Linked DNA regions of Mus musculus: region 2 is linked to region 1. The links are chromatin loops, found by intact Hi-C in ENCODE. Cell type or tissue: left cerebral cortex. All regions are shown on one strand.

Evidence for each region. A loop is a pair of places that touch in the nucleus more often than their neighbours do. Peaks named below come from ENCODE experiments on the same cell type or tissue, not always from the same donor. Only the 100,000 strongest peaks of a DNase experiment are listed, where the experiment ranks them.
Region 2: a loop joins it to region 1, with 2.4 times the contacts of the local background. A loop is called at or near these places in 2 of 42 quality-filtered maps.

The regions. Positions count from the first base shown.
Region 1 is chr8:10,532,826-10,540,825 of GRCm38, forward strand. It overlaps Myo16 (myosin XVI), which reads left to right. Exons shown (of 35, transcript NM_001319151.1): 28 at 160-262. Among named protein-coding and RNA genes, the nearest start is that of Gm51561, 110 kb to the left of the region's middle. In left cerebral cortex, a CTCF peak has its summit at 3,556; DNase peaks (open chromatin) are centred at 386, 1,057, 2,208, 2,957 and 2 more places; H3K27ac peaks cover 1,900 bases.
Region 2 is chr8:10,447,685-10,455,684 of GRCm38, forward strand. All of the region lies in intron 20 of Myo16 (myosin XVI), which reads left to right. Among named protein-coding and RNA genes, the nearest start is that of Gm51561, 21 kb to the left of the region's middle. In left cerebral cortex, no CTCF peak of the experiment used is centred here; DNase peaks (open chromatin) are centred at 1,058 and 3,893; H3K27ac peaks cover 769 bases.

The DNA.
Region 1 (8,000 bases):
AAGGGTTATTTACACTTGGCTGGTATGCACCTAGTCTATGAGATATTTAAGGATTTTCTGGTAAAATGAAAGAATCTGAGAAGTGGTGTGACCAGCTGGCCCTGTTAAATCTTATCATCTGCTGAATGGTCATTTATTCTTGTGCTTGTTCCCCAACAGATACGAGCCACTGGCTTCTGTTCTTCTGGGCGAGACGAAGGGTCAGGCTGCTGAGGAGAGGTGTCGACTTGTTCTCCAGCGGTGTAAACTGCAAGGTTGGCAGGTTAGTGGCCTACGGACTATGAAAATAGATGGCTGGGGTTTTAAAGGTATGACTCACGGTGGTAGCCACCAGCCTTCCTGGCAAAAACAAACCCCCTTGATATGTTTGGCAAGGCCCAGCACTCTCTGCGCTCACTGGAAACGTGCCATTCTGTGCGATTTGTGGGTTTTAGCACCGTGGAGGCAACATAAGAGACTAGCCACTTTTACAGCAACACAGAGAACTACTGAGCTTGGTCAGTTGTCTCAATTCATGCCTGCTCACTCACACTTTGTAAAGCATCTAAGATGTACCCATATCGATCACCTTTCCAGCTCCGTGACAAAGAACCTGAGGTAGACGGAGGATGAAGAGGAAAGGTTGCCGTGGCTCACAGCTATAGTCATGGCCCATGAGAGCTGTTGTGTTTGGGCTTTGGCAGACTGAGCATCACACACAATGTATGTGTGTGAATAAAGACAGTCAGATTACTGTGTGGATAAAGGAGAGGGGAAGAGGAGAGAAGGGAAGATAGAGGCAACAGCTCAAACCAGTCATTGCATGACACTCAGGAAGAACAGGAGAGGAAAGGAAGGGAGAGGAAGAAATAAGAGGGAGACCCCTTTGGTCCCAGTGTCTCCTACTTCAAGGGTGAAGCACAGCCCCAATGGCCCAGCTTCCTCTTTCTAGGTTTAGCTTTTAATGGACCACCACTTCTCAGTAGTCACAGGCAAGGACCCAAGCCTTCAGCTCTTGAGCATTTAGGAGGCACATAAGATCCAAACTATAAAAGGAGAAGAATTCAAAAAACCCACAGAGTAAGGAAGCAGTCTTGAGCGAAACAAACTGTTCGTACTGGAGCCAGGCCTGCAGGCTGGGGGAGCTGCTCATGAACCCCACTCCAGTTTCTCTTTGCTCTGTCTCTCATCTGCCTCACAGTCACCCTAGGTGGCTTCTAGAAGCCGAACCTTCTTCTCAATCATCCCAGGCCACACATCTACCTTGGAGGTGACAGCTGGGTCTTGCTACCCTGAAACTGGGTGGGTGACCGGAACAAAAAGCTTACTGTAGTATTTGTCAATTTTTTTACCTGCGGCATGTTTTAGATGAAACATTGAGGTAGTATACAAATATTAACTGAAAATATATGACTTAGGTTTTTGTATTGGTCTTCCATGAGTTCGCAGCGCTATTCCCTGTGAGAACTGTGATGGTTGCGTTCAGTAGACACAGTGTGGAATCTCTGGGCATTTCTTCTGCTCCCCCAACCCCCTCACCTCCCCTTTGAGCTTTAACAAGTGGCCAAGTTTTGAGTTTCAGAGCTTCTCCCCGTGTTCCGTGTTACACATGATGTGTCTCATAGGCGCCCGGGGCAGCAGTCACTGAGCTGGCACAGGAAAGAAATAACTTAAGGCAAACTAACATGGGGGCACCCACTAGAGATGGAAGGGCACCTTAGGTGACATCAGGAGAGCATCATTGGCTGTCTTTAGGAAAAGGGGATTTGAGTGGAGAATGAAATCCTGGATTCATTGGAGGTCAAAGGTGACACAGAGGGCGAGCTTTTGTGAGGCATGCATTACTGCAAAACGGCCTCAGGTTTAAAGTCTATTGTTCTGAGTAGAAGTGCAGGGTCCTTGATGGGGTAAACATGGAGATGCTATTTCAGAAGCAGGGGGGAGCAGATGTCTGCACACATCAGAATGTGTATGAGAGCGGCATGACCTTCACGTCCCCATCAGAGAAAGTGTCACAGGTATACTCATCCATGACCAAGAGCACAAGAACCCAAGCTCAAGCACAGAAATCGCGACTTCACCCTCTAACCACTCAAGCGCCTCCTTTGTTTTCCTCCTTCCTTTTCTTCTTATTTAATCTTGGTGGAAGTCGGACTTTAAGTCACCGTCTGAGGGAGGACGCTTACTCATGCTGGGTTGTCATGGTTGCGCGTCGGTGCTGAGACTGGATTTAAAAAGGAAGAAATTACTAACCCAGAGTGATGTCAGCTCCCCGCTCTGGAGCCTGAGACATCAGTGTGAGCTCCACAGAGAGTATGGTTTAGCAAGATTGTGGGAGCTGAGGTCATTTCCGCTTAATCATTGCTGGGAGTTTTAAGTAGGTAATTGTAGAGTAGTGGTTTAAGCATAGCATGATGTAAAAGGTTTCAGGGCGTGTAATGTTTCTGTAAAGAATACTCTCCAGTGTTCACTGGTGTGTGTGTGTGTGTGTGTGTGTGTGTGTGTGTGTGTGTGTGTGTGTGTGTATGTGTGTGTGTTCAGACGCTGAGAGACTCTGAAACACTTCTCCCAGCAGGGAAGCTACTATCAGTGCTAATACCCAATCAGGATTCCCAGTGTATAGGTTGGTGTCAATCATGGGAGGAAGCTGGGATGCACATTGATGTACGCTGGTTGGCATCAGTCTTACCAGGACTGTGTCCAGGATGGGCTACTTGGCATAGCAATGGAAGAGAGTATTAAATTGAGACACACATTGGTACTTTTAAAAACGAAAATCAAATATATTTTAATAGGGAAGCATTTTCATCTCATCACACAAATATATTTTCTCCTTACTTAAAAAAAATTACTTTTCTTGCATGTGTATTTGTGGGTGCCTACATCTATGTGCATCACGTGCATGTCTGGTTCTGGCAAGAGACAAGAACCAGGCACTGGATCTCCTGAGCCTAAGATTGCAGATGGTTGTGAGCCACCATGTGGGTGCTGGAGCCCAAACCCAGAAATTCTTCAACAGCAGCAAGTGTTCTTTATTGCTGAGCCACCTCACTAGCCCAGCCTGAGCTTTTTTTTTTTTCTCCATACAATAAAGTTGAAAATACAAGAGGGAGGGAACTAAGGATGTGTGTGTGTGTGTCAGAGAGAGAGAGATGAATACAGAGAAAGAGGCAGAGAGAGATAGGCAGAGAGAGAGGCAGAGAGAAAGGCAGAGAGAGAGAGAAAGAGAGAGAGAGAGAGAGAGAGAGAGAGAGAGAGAGAGAGAGAGAGAGAGAGAGAAAGAGAGAGAGAGAGATTTCCCCCCAAGTACATCTGCTAATGAGTTCTGCATTCTCTAGTTATGGAAGACAGATTTTCTTCAGTCTTTTCAAGGGGAGACATCTATATCTATATTCTTCCTGCTGCAAGATGAGTAGTTGTAATCACAGACATCATGCTTATTTATATTTTATTTCTAGGTTAAACAGAAAATCACTTGTGTTAGAAACCGAGTTATTCCTAATAGAGTAATCAGACCCTTCTGGTCCAAAAGCAAAGCCTGTGTTGGAAATGTACTGCTACCCGGCTGGAGAGATGGCTCAGTGGTTAAGAGCACTGACTGCTCTTCCAGAGGTCCTGAGTTCAAATCCCAGCAACCACATGGTGGCTCACAACCATCTGTAATGAGATCTGATGCCCTCTTCTGGTGTGTCTGAAGATAGCTACAGGGAATTTACATATAACAATAAATAAATCAGAAAGAAAGAAAGAAAGAAAGAAAGAAAGAAAGAAAGAAAGAAAGAAAGAAAGAAAAATGTACTGCTGCTACAAGAGGTTCCACCATTGATTCTATTCTGGGCTGTGAATCAGTTCAGAAATTAAGTAGCATTTAGTAAGGGGCTGCATGACAGAGGAGCCAGGACAGCAATGGGCAACTTCTGCACCTGAAGCATGGCTCCCACACTGCGAAGGCACAGAGCAGTGACATTCAGCATTGGACACTAACTGGTCAATGTTAAATTAATGCTTATTTCCCCACATCATTACAAGGAGCACTAGAGAGCAGACGAGTCGAGTCACTTTTACATCCCAGGAACCCATGCAAGGGGTTAGCTAGGAATTCAACTCTCTTTACTATAATATCACTTTTTATTTTAAAGTTTATGTGCATTATGTGTGCCTAATTGCACATGCCACTGAGCTGCAGAGGCCAGGAGGACGTGTCAGGTCAGAGCTACCTGCAGTTGAGTGTCACCTGATGTGAGCACTGGGAGACACACCTCTGTGTCCACTATAAAAGTACCAGGCACTCTGAACCACTGAGCCATCCCTCCAGCCCCTATGAGTTTTTACTGTCACTCAAGTGATACGGTGGCTTTTGCCATTTGTCCTTAACATCGATCAGACCTGGCACAGTCAACCATAAGTCTTCAGAGCGGGATGGCAGCTTCATGGTTCCTGTGTCTGCTTTCTCACAGAAGCACATGAGCACCCAAGCCTCCTCCTGATTAGAGGCGTCAGATCTTGGGAGCTGTTAGGGTTTTTTTTTTCCCCATTGAGAGAGAAATGGAGGAAGAAGGTGAAGATAGAGTGAGGATGGATAGAAGTGGGTGAGGGGGTGTGTGAAGTTAGGTGAGGACAAACACATGGCTTGTTCAATGTCATTGGATGGTTGTCAGGACATGGGGAGTTTGGGGCGAATAGCCAGTCCGCTTCGTCTGTGTGTTGTGAGGTGACCACTCAGCACTTTCTCCATTTTATTGACTTTTAGCCTAATAGCCTCTCTGTGGAGAAGAAGAAAGTAACCACAGTGTAGAAGTGAGGATGCTGGTCCCCAGAGATTGGCTGCTGTATCAGCATCTTTCCTGAATCAGGGGATCTAGTTCCTATTCACCTCACCTTCGCTGAAATCAACCTAGAGTCTGCCTCAACCTTCTTCTTGCATTTGGCTTGATATCTGCTTTACATGACAGCCCTGCGAAGTCATTTTGTCCAGGCTTCAGAACTTGAAAGGGACAGATTGTGCTTCATTATAGAGCTTTGATCTCAGGTACTTCCATATTCCTATATCATTGAGCAGTCTACCCCTTGCAGCCAGTGTCTTTCTGTGTTTTAGTTCACTGGGCAGACGAGGGAAGACCTAGTACCACTTCCTGTTGCAGGCTGGCTCTGAAGGCGTCCTCTGTGCCCAGAGCATCATCCATGCAGTAGCACTCAGCTTTTACCTGAGCATTCCAATTGGACCTAGGATCACAGTTCTGAGAATAAGAAACTATCATTGATACGCGCTGGGTACTTCATGTAGACATGCAACTGTGAATTGTCAAATTGAGTCACAACAGAAAACTAGTACTTGTTATGTCTTAGAGGGGAGCCAAGTGGGATTTTGCTATGTCTATGCTTATAAGAAATATATTGATCCATCAAGTCTGTGCTGGAAAATGACCACACAATGCATAAAGTAGCCTATGTGCAGGTTAGGCATAAAATATTCCAAATAAGGCCAGATTTTGCTGAGAATCTCTGTAAAAGCTATAGGTGGCTTCACGGGTCCTGACTTTCCCATCTGTACTTCCCATTGTGACTCTCACACATGCATCCTCTTACTGCGACAGATGAGCTCAGCTTTCTTTTACAGCTTGAGCTGGTAAATACCGGTTCTGGCAAATTCCCACACGGTACTGTCCTCTGAATACTCAGAATCACTACCCTTACATAATGTGGCTTTATTTCAAAGAAAGAGGAAGAAAATCAGGACATAGTGGGAGGAAACCTTCTTGTTGGTGGTTTCCTATTCATGTTTAACACAGAACATCATGTTTAAAACACCAGGAACTGGGGGCTGAGAGACAGCTCATCGGTTAAGAGCACTTGCTGCTTTCCAGAGGATTTGGTTTCAAGTCCCCTCACCCACAGGGCAGCTCATGAACGTCTCTAACTCCATTTTCAGGCATCCAGTGTCTTCCTCTCATCCCTGTGGGAGTCAGACAAGCCAGTGGTACCCAGACTCATATGCAGGCAAATGCTAAGGACATTAAATAAATAATAAAGTCAAATACATATACATACGCATACACAAACACACACTATATATATACATGTGTGTATATATATGTGTGTGTATATATATGTATATATAAACTATGGAGCCACAATATCTAAGAGCACTTGCTGCTCTTGCAGAAGAATCAGGTTTATCTTCTAACACCTACATCAGGCAGAACACAGGCTCCTATAACTCCAGCTCCAGGGCCTCTGACACACTCTTTAAGTTTCCATGGGCACTGCCCATGTGTGGTGTACCAAACATACATACATACATACACACACACACACACACACACACACACACACACACTCAGGGCACATATACACACATAAAATAACTCTTAAATATTTGTGTGTGTATATATATGCATGCATGTGTGTGTGTGTGTGTGTGTGTGTGTGTGTGTGTGTGTGTGTGTGTAGCTAGTCAGAGACACACCCTTATTTGCAAGGCAGACTGTGAGTACCAGTGTCTTTGCTAAGAGGAATGGAAGTTAGTAGAAATAGTCTTTGAGTAGAATCTTCATGACTGTCTCCAAACTTTGTTTTCTTCTCACAAGATGTATTTTTCTTTACTAAACAGAGTTCATGAATTGCTTATTTGTGTGAGAGGTAAATGCAAATAGACTTAGGTCATAGTTTTAAACCAGACATTGAACCATCCATGATTTGAAATATAATTATTTATTATTGCATTTTATTTGTTGCAATATGTTCACTTTTCATTCAGTGTTACTTTGAGATAAATTTGATGTAACCAAATAGATATACACCTCTGGGAGATGCCCCACCAGCAGACATTAGCCCCCCCCCCCCAGGAATAATCTTGTTTTCCTTGCTCTTTCATTTCTGTAAAATGAAAACCTCTGAAACTAATTCTAAGTGACAAAATAAGCGGTATAATCTGATTTTCACACATTTTATATGCATCAACTGGTTATAGGGTGCTTTCTTCTGTGTTGTTATTTGAATGCTATATTCATTTCTCTGCCATCTGGAGGGATGGAGGGTGGAGAAGCAGATCTGTTGGAGTGTTCTGGGATGCCAGGCACTGCAGAACAGGCACTGAGAGCCACAGGGAGTCGGGTTGGGCGTGGCCTTGTTCCCTCTCAGAACACTGTCAAACAAACAGACATGAAGGGAATGTTTTTCTGCTGATTTCTGCCAGTTTGGGTGGAAGAAAGGAGGGAAGAAGAGGGACATCCACTGCAGCCTTGGAAATAGGTCCCGGGATGTTGTTCCCAGAGGCAGTAATGATTTTAGAGTCCAACCTCAGAGGCACTGTGTCATCTAGTGATTGGAAAATAAATTGGAGACAGGATGCTCCTGAGGTCCCTCTGCAATATCGTGCAGACTGAAACAAGAAGTGCAATGGGAACTTCACCTTCATCTCAACTGCCTGTGCATGGGACATCATTCTGTGTGTGTGTGTGTGTGTGTGTGTGTGTGTGTGTGTGTGTGTCTGTCTGTCTGTCTGTCTGTCTGTCTGTCTGTCGAGGGTGTGTTTGAGAGTGTGTGTGTGTCTGTCTGTCTCTCTTTCTCTGTACATCTGTAAGATAGGGAGAGACACAGAGAGACAGAGACTGAGAAACTACAAGAAGCAATAAAGTTCATTCATAGAAACTAAATCCTTAAGTCATTTTAAAATGTTTACTATAACATTAATATTTTAGGAATTTCAAATATATATACATATATATATATGTACATACACACATATATACATATATATACATATAAAACATATTTGATCATACTCACACAAATTTCTCCTCCCTGACTCTCTCAGATACCACCAATTCTCCCAGACCTCACCCTAATCAAACTTTTTGTCCATTGATTTCAGCTTGCTATAACCATATCCTTATGTGTTTAGGGCCGAACCCTTAAGGAAAGCAGTGTTCCATCTCCAGAGGCCATTGACAGTTGACCTCTCAGATATGAGGGTTCTTGTGCCATGCTGGCATGGTGACTGGCTTGGTGACTAGCTTGGT
Region 2 (8,000 bases), 85 kb before region 1:
ACTTTCATTCCACTACAGTTGGCATTTGATATGTGTTATAGTTAAAGGAAACACTATCTAGATTTCGTTAATAAATACAGAAACAGGAAACTGTAAATTGTAGAGAGCCTATGTGTCTAAGAATGAGGTGGGATCATCATTTTACAATAAACGCTGACCGCTCTCCTCCTAACGCTTCCCTGAGAGTTGACAATGAAACTTTAAACTCTAAGAGTCCCAGCTTCTAAAGTTACCCCCAGAAAAGCGTGAGGCAGATGAAAGACTGCAGGAAATACACAGTAAAAATCCAGAAGCAAGCACGAGTTTTAGAGAGACGGTTTATACATTCTTTGTTAATCCTTCTGAAAGTACTTAATTCTTAATAAATGGATTTATGTTATTAATTTTTAAATGCCTCATAAAAGATAATAAAATGGTGGTGGTGCCTTTGCTGGGAGATGGAGGTAGTCTCCCTCAGCATTTCTTTCTCCATCTAATGAGTAATATCATTACTAAAATGAATAGCTTTTGGTACACCTCCCTTCTCAATGGCCAGCTTTTATCCTTTGCTAGGAAAGATTGAAAAATCCAAAGAAAGTAACATGGATGCATATGTCCACCTGCAGCCGCAAGTTAGCATGAGTAACACTTGGTGTTGCATTTTTAATGGGACTGAAGGGACAGACACTTAGAGCTGAAAGCATAGGTCCTTTTTGTTTCCTAGCAAAGTAGAACTGACTCAGGCCTTCCCAGCATCCCTTTGGCTCCTCAACTGTTTCTTCCATAAAAGCTGCATAGGAACAGGCACAGAAGAGGAGCACACAAGCACCAGCCCGAAGTGTATTTTCTGCCCTGTGTTTTTAAACTTCATGTTGGCTTTGATACTTAACCACGGTAGCCCATCAAGAGTAGTCTCGCTGCTGCTTCTACTTGTTGAATAATTCCCATGGATGTGGAAACCTCACCTGCAGACGACTGCTAAGTCTCTTTCCACGTTTCTCCCCATTGCCAGCTGCATCCTTGTGTGCAGCTTCGGTGCCCGCTCAGGATCCCACTGGGCGGGGCCTTCGTGGCATGACTGCAGTCAGAGCATGACTCTGCATTTCCAGCAAGCGCAAGTGACAGCTGTACACTGCGGCCCCGAGAGTGTCGCAGATGTAAGGCATGTTTTAGTCTTATTTCAGACGTATCGTAGCTTGTCCTCTCTTGGTACAAGGGTGTTTTACATTTTCCCTAAAACTGAGATTTTCAGCACTTTGTAAGTATTATTTTGTATAGAGGGTCTGGAACAATTTTCTATTTGATTCGAGCACTCGGGGATCCCTGCTCTATTTATTAGTATCCTTGCTCAGTCGCCCTGGGTCTCAACCTGACTGAAATCACACAAATAACACTGTTTAACAAGTTGGTTCTTTTTAGTGGTTTCCAGTGTTTTGGTGATCTTTATTCTTCCGTACATCCTGTATTAATTTTGATTTTCATGAGACGTTCTTTTAGGATACCAGCCAGAGCACATCCACAAATGACTGTGGGGGAGCCTGTCCCTCTGGGGCAAGCTTCGGCATTGCAGCATTTGTCCGGGCTCTTTCACACAGTCAGCAATGCCCGCTGCTTTCTCCTCAGCTCACTGAGTGTCCCTCGCTCCCTGGTTTTCTTTTTCTGGACGTTTCGCTCCACTCGATGTCACCACCATGAACTCGGTTCTGCTCTGTCTCAGTGACTGAGATGCTGAACAGGGAACTTTCCAGGGTGATCTTCTCTGCAGAAATCCTAAATCCCACCTAGGCTTTTCTTATCAGTTCTGATGAGGGGGTTTGCTGGAATAGCTTAGGGTTATCTAACAGTCAGAGAGTGCTTGCTCCCTCTGTGCCCCCTGCTTCTCTCGATGCTTTATTGCACTGACCAGCACTTCCAAATAGTTGGGCGTGTCTGATGGTACATCTTTCTTGTCTTGTTTCCAAAATGATGGCAGTATGGCTGAGACTTGCCCTTATGCAACGTGTTTACGTAACGTTCCCACAGTTATCTGTCCTGAGGAGCTCTTATGTTTCATGTAAGCTTATTAAAGTCTAGTGGGATTATGACAACCATCTCATTCCTTGCTTCAGTGTGTCTATTTTTAATTAATATTTAACTTTTAATATGAGACTTTGTTTTTTGTTTGTTTTGTTTTCCTTTTAAGACAGGATCCCATAGCCCTAGCTGGCCTGGACCTCAATAAGTGATTCAGACTGGCCTCATATTTACAGGGATCCACCTGCCTCTGCCTCTAATGCTAGGGTTAAGGCATGCACAACCACACATGCAAAGACATAGGCGTTCTATATTTATGTCAATTCCAACTCTTCTCACACAACTCCTGCTGTTTTCCCTGCTTTCTCTCTCAAATTCATGACTTCTCCTTTAATTACTATTGTTACACACACACACACACACACACAGGCATGCACAAATGCACACATATAACTCACTAAGTCCATTTTTTCTTTACAATATTTTAGTTGCTTTAAATGTTTTAGTGTTCAATATGTGTTTGACTCTTTGTGTGTATGTGAACCACACATATGTATGTTTACCATATGTATATAAATGTATATTACATGTATGTATGTGTATGTACCACATGTATGTATGTGCACCATGTGTATGTATGTTCATCACATGTGTGTATGTGTGCCACATGTATGTGTGTGTGCCACATGAGTGCCTGATGGCCACCGACTGCAAAGGAGCCATCAGATCCCATGGAGCTGTAGTGACAAATGGTTGTGAGCCCATGCAGGTGCTGTGATCCAAAGCCAGCCCTCTACAATAGCAGACAGTGCTCTCAACCTCTCAGCTCTCTGTTTGGCTGTTTTATTTCTTTCCTTGACTCATTCTCTCAGCAAGGGCTCCATCCCTGCTGTTTGGTTTAGCTGGTTTTTGTTTTCATGGGTGAAATGGGATTCTAGTTCTTGCTTTTGGTAGATCTCTTGGCTGTTAGATTCATACTAATGAGTATGAGCGGCAGTCTGTGTTTTAGTCCTCTCTCCAGTGTTCCTAATGCCGTCCAACAGTTAGGGAACAGATTGAATGTGACTGCGTAGTTTTATTTATTTTTTGAGTCATGTATGATTCCCACAAGCCTACCCATTTCAAGGCCTTACACTTACTCTGTGTCATCGGTTACAGGTGTGCCTTTATGGTCTTTAGTAAGTTCGTAACTGAGGTGGAAATTTGCACTTCACATAGTTTGTGTCTTGGTCTAGCTCAAAATTAGCCTGTAAGAATTGTTTCTAAAAAAGCATTTTTTTTTGTTGTTGTTGTTTGATTGTCAAGTCTCACGTTCTTTTTGCTGTTTTTTAGTTTACTGTGTTCTTATTTTTGCTCATTTTGAGAATTTTTCTTTTGTTCCCTGAGCTTACAAACTGAATGTTTGTTTGGCGTTTTTAAATGATTTTCTTTTCTCTGGGCCTATAAACTACCCTCTAAGTACCTCCGGGTTCATTCCATAAGTTTTCTATGTGTTTTAGTTCTAAATATTTTGTCTTTCTGCCATTTAAGAGATGTAATAACAAGCAGTTTGTCAGAGAAGTGAATCTGACACACCATGTTTCTCTTCATTCAAATTGAGAATTTTCTTTTCATTAAATAAAGAGATTTCTCTGATTCTTATGAATACAGTACAAGTGACTTCTATTTCTGGGTAGACTTGTTTAAATCATTCTGCTGATTACCATGACAACCCAAACTCTGTAATCTAGCAAATATCTGAAGCAAAACCTGTTCTCTAAACAAGCCTCTGGCTCCAGCCACTCCTCTCCCACCGACACGTACGGTGATTTCTTGAAGAGCTGGCCATCTTCCTCTGTAGTTGCATTTCATGGTCCTGTGTGGGCATTTTTAGTTCCAAATAGGATGAGCAGGAGGAGTGCAAAGGTTTTTCCTCTGGTACCAAATTCCCCTGGTACATTCTAAAACCCAAATGAGATTTGTCAGAACCACATGGAAAATAGTGGTAAAAATGCAATGTCCTATAAAAATCGCCAAACACCTTGGACAAAGTCATAGCTGAATTTAAATATTAGTCATAACACTTGTGAATCGTCTTCAAGAATGATGTGACCGGTATAAGTAATGGAGGCCTGTCTGCTTTGGTCCTGACTCAGTGTTTTCAGGAGATTCAACTGATCTGTAGAGATGTGACTGTTGTAACATCAAGTGTCATGAGCTTTCTTGTCAATGACGGCATCTAGTCTTTGAAAATACCGTCTAAAACCAGATTGTTTAAATAAAACCTCTGAGTGACTAGATGATTTTTATGGCAGATAAACATTCTCCATCCTTCTTCCTGGCTCTTCTTGAATGGGGAAGTCAGCACACATCTTTTTTTAAGGACAGAACTCTGGAAGCTCCTCTCATCTTTGTTCAACCACCTCCCAGCGCCTGTGACCTGCCCTGCTCAGAGAAGTTAATGGAATCTGTTCCTTAACTCCCCATGCCTGTCAGTGGGGCATAATGGAAATTATGTCAGAATAAACAATACCCCAGAGGGATAAAAACGGGGAATACAGTCGGCACCCTGGCCCTTAGAGATCCTGTCTCTGAACAAAAAGCCATGTTATGCTCTGTGCTGAGCCCCAGTGTCGGGAGGTCCACACAGGCTATGTCAGTAACTAGTTAAGTGCTTTTGCTTCATAAATGTTTCTTGACTGAGGAGACTGTATCCAGTAAGGGAAACCTGCTAGAGCGGGTTGGAATCACAGTAGGAGGTTTTCCCACTTCCCTGGAGACACACCAATCTAAGCCTGGCTTCTTCGGGTATGCAGCTGGATCCATGGTGAGGGGGCACTGGCTGTGGTTATCATATATTAAACATGATGTTAAGTTATGTTAGGAACTAGACTGTCATTCTGTACACTGGCATGGGGCATTGGATCAGTATTATTCTTTTCTGTTTTTACATAAATGTAGACATAGGCTTTTGTAAATGGTGGGATTTCACAGCAACAAAGAGAAGGATTTGGGATGTGACCCCTGATAGATCTTGTTCCAAACCATGCATTTTTCTGATGTGCTTCTTCTAAGGAAGAGCATGAGAAGGATTGGGGGGGTTGGGGGGGGGCAGAGGGGGCAGGGTCAGCTGCCATGAGCACTAGCTAGTCTTCCAAAAGATTCAGATTTGATTCCTATCACCTATGTGGTGACCCACAACTATCTGTAACTTCAGTTCCAGGGAAGCCAAGGCTCTCTTCTGGCCCCTCTTGGCACAAGATCCCCATGTAGCATACAGGCACACATTCAAGAAAAACATTGAAAAAGACAATTTTAAAGATAAAACAACAGGGTCTGGTGAGGGAGAGGTTTGTTTTAAAGTTGGAAAGGTTTAGAGTCGATTCTTTTTATGTCAGTAATTTCTTTACGCTCAGTGAAATTAGGATTACAGTAAAGTTTTTCCAAATGTGAGCCATGCCTGAGGTCAAGTCGGCCCTCTGATTCTTTACATCTGGGTATGCAGGTGTCTGCAGCTCTTGCTAAACTGGGGGCTTGGGTGCATCTGTGAACACATTCAGTGAACTGGCAGACCAGCTAGTGAGTGACAGGCAGCCTGGCTGAAAGCCACTTGCTCGCTTGCTCGCTCGCTCGCTCTGCTGCATTGCGGTCCCCCGGCCCCATTCTTATTCTTCCCTGCACCTGTGCCTCCAAGTGTGGCTTGGATGCTCCCTCAGCACTTTGATCCATCATCTTACAGAGCCTCGCCATCTAAAACCTCCTCCAGGTGATAAAGACCTCTGTTTTCGATACTTACATTAAACTGTAAAGATACCCAGGAGCTTTCTTTAAAAACACACAGTAAAGCTCAAGCCTCAGGGTGTGGGGCAGGAAAATGCTGATCAAAGGTGCAAGTCTAGCAGAGAGGCACGCAGGGATGCAGACGCTAAATGTGACCACTGTTCTTGCCATGGAGAGATGGAGTGGGGCTCTAGCACGACACCAGTGACACACACGCACACAAGCATGCGCGCGCGTGCGCACACGCACACACGCATGCACACACACACACATGCATGCACACACACAGTGCACACACCCGCACATGAATCTATGACCACACTATGTACTTCACATATACGCAGTAACTTTTTTTTTTTTTAATGTAGTAAAATGCAAAAGGAGGGCTTGAGTTAGAATGTAATTATCAGGAAGGGACAAAAACAAAACATTAAAAAAAAAAATAAAAACAAACTGTCAGAAATGGATAGTAATAGTAAGAAGAAAAACAATAACAAAACCTGGACACCCTGACAGAAGCCCTGGCTAATGTGTTGGGAAAACGTAGACAGCCTGGTTTGAACACAGGAATGCATTTAAGGACGGGGCTGTTGATTTGTGAGTACAGCACTTGAGTCTGCTAGCTGGGTTTTCATTTCTCAAGGGCTAACAAGCAGAGACCTGGACTCCTGTTCTGAGCTTAACATGAAGGGGATCCTGAGCGAAATGCCTTTACTTATGAATCTCGACTTCCTCGGCTCTTGAAGCTAATGCTTGCTATTTCCTTTGAGGTACACAGAGGCTCAGCCTTCGGAGCTTTCTGCTTGCTTTTGTGATTTGTGAGTTTGGATGTTCCGCTACACTAAGTTTGAAGAAAAGAAAACTCGCCCACTCACCCACACAGCACTTAGAACTCAGGTGGCCTCCTCCCTGGAACAGCTGAAGTTGGAAGGGGCTGAGCTCCCGGGGCTCCCGGGGATTATGAAACAAGTTGGAAGTGCAGAACAGCCTGCCTGTATTAAGGCACATTTCAACCATTTCTGCCCCTCTCCCCACAGACTCAGCCCCCAACTGAACTGCTCATTCGGTCCCCTGGGGGAATGTCATCATGAGGTCTCTGTCTCCCAGAGCATCCACTGTGCTCATAAAACAGGTTCATCCTGTCTTCAACAGAGAGCCTCTCTTGCTCTCGGGGCTCCAGACACAGTGCATTAAGGAGCTATGCTCAAGACAGTGAGCACCAGGCTCTGGGACAGCGCCTGAGATGTGCCCGAGGAAACGTAGAGTCGTGAGATGCAAAGCTTCCTGAGGGACTCTGTAGACACGAAGCCACCCCAGGTCCTCATGTTGGCAGTGACTTCTCTCAGGCTCTCACTCTGTAAGTCTTCCAGGAATTGCTAGAAGATGCAGACACCTTTCACTGTCCCTGTGTGACCAGCCTAGAGGGCACATGGGAGCCTTTACAGGAACCTACCCTCTGTTTACAAAGTCCTTCTCAGTGTCTGCTCTCTGTAATAAAGGAAAGAGCAGTATCCTGTAGCAAGCAATCTTATCATACTGATATGACCCAGAGAGGTAAAATAAAACTAATGATCCTAGGAAAGGTTTCACTCCGTGAAAACCTAGGCATTCTGAGAATTCACTGAAGGACCAGTGGCACTCTGGACCCTTTCCTCTAAGCTGAGCCAGTAGCTCTATGGAATCCTCATGAGAAAATGTTCCAGACTTCTCTGTCTCTGAAAATGGAATCTTAGACTTCAGGCCACAAGAGGTAAATTCTGAATTACTCTCCGTCTTAGTTAGGGTTTTACTGCTGTGAACAGATACCATGACCAAGGCAACTCTTTAATAAGGACAACATTTAATTGGGGCTGGCTTAGAGGTTCAGAGGTTCAGTCTATTATCATCAAGGTGGGAGCATGGCAGTGTCCAGGCAGGCATGGCGCAGGCAGAGCTGAGAGTTCAACATCCTCATGTGAAGGCTGCTAGCAGAATACTAACTTCCAGTCAGCTAGCACAAGGGCTTCCAGGGAGCTAGGATGAGGGTCTTAAAGCCCACACTCACAGTGACACACCTACTCCAACAAGGCCACATCTACTCCAACAGGGCCACACCTTCTAATAGTGCCACTCCCTGGGCAGAGCACTGTCTTTAGCAGATGGATTGTGGAAAATATATATATGCATGTATACACACACACGTGTGTGTGTGTGTATGTATATATATGAATGACATGATCTTGCCATGACATCAATCTTCTGACTTTGAG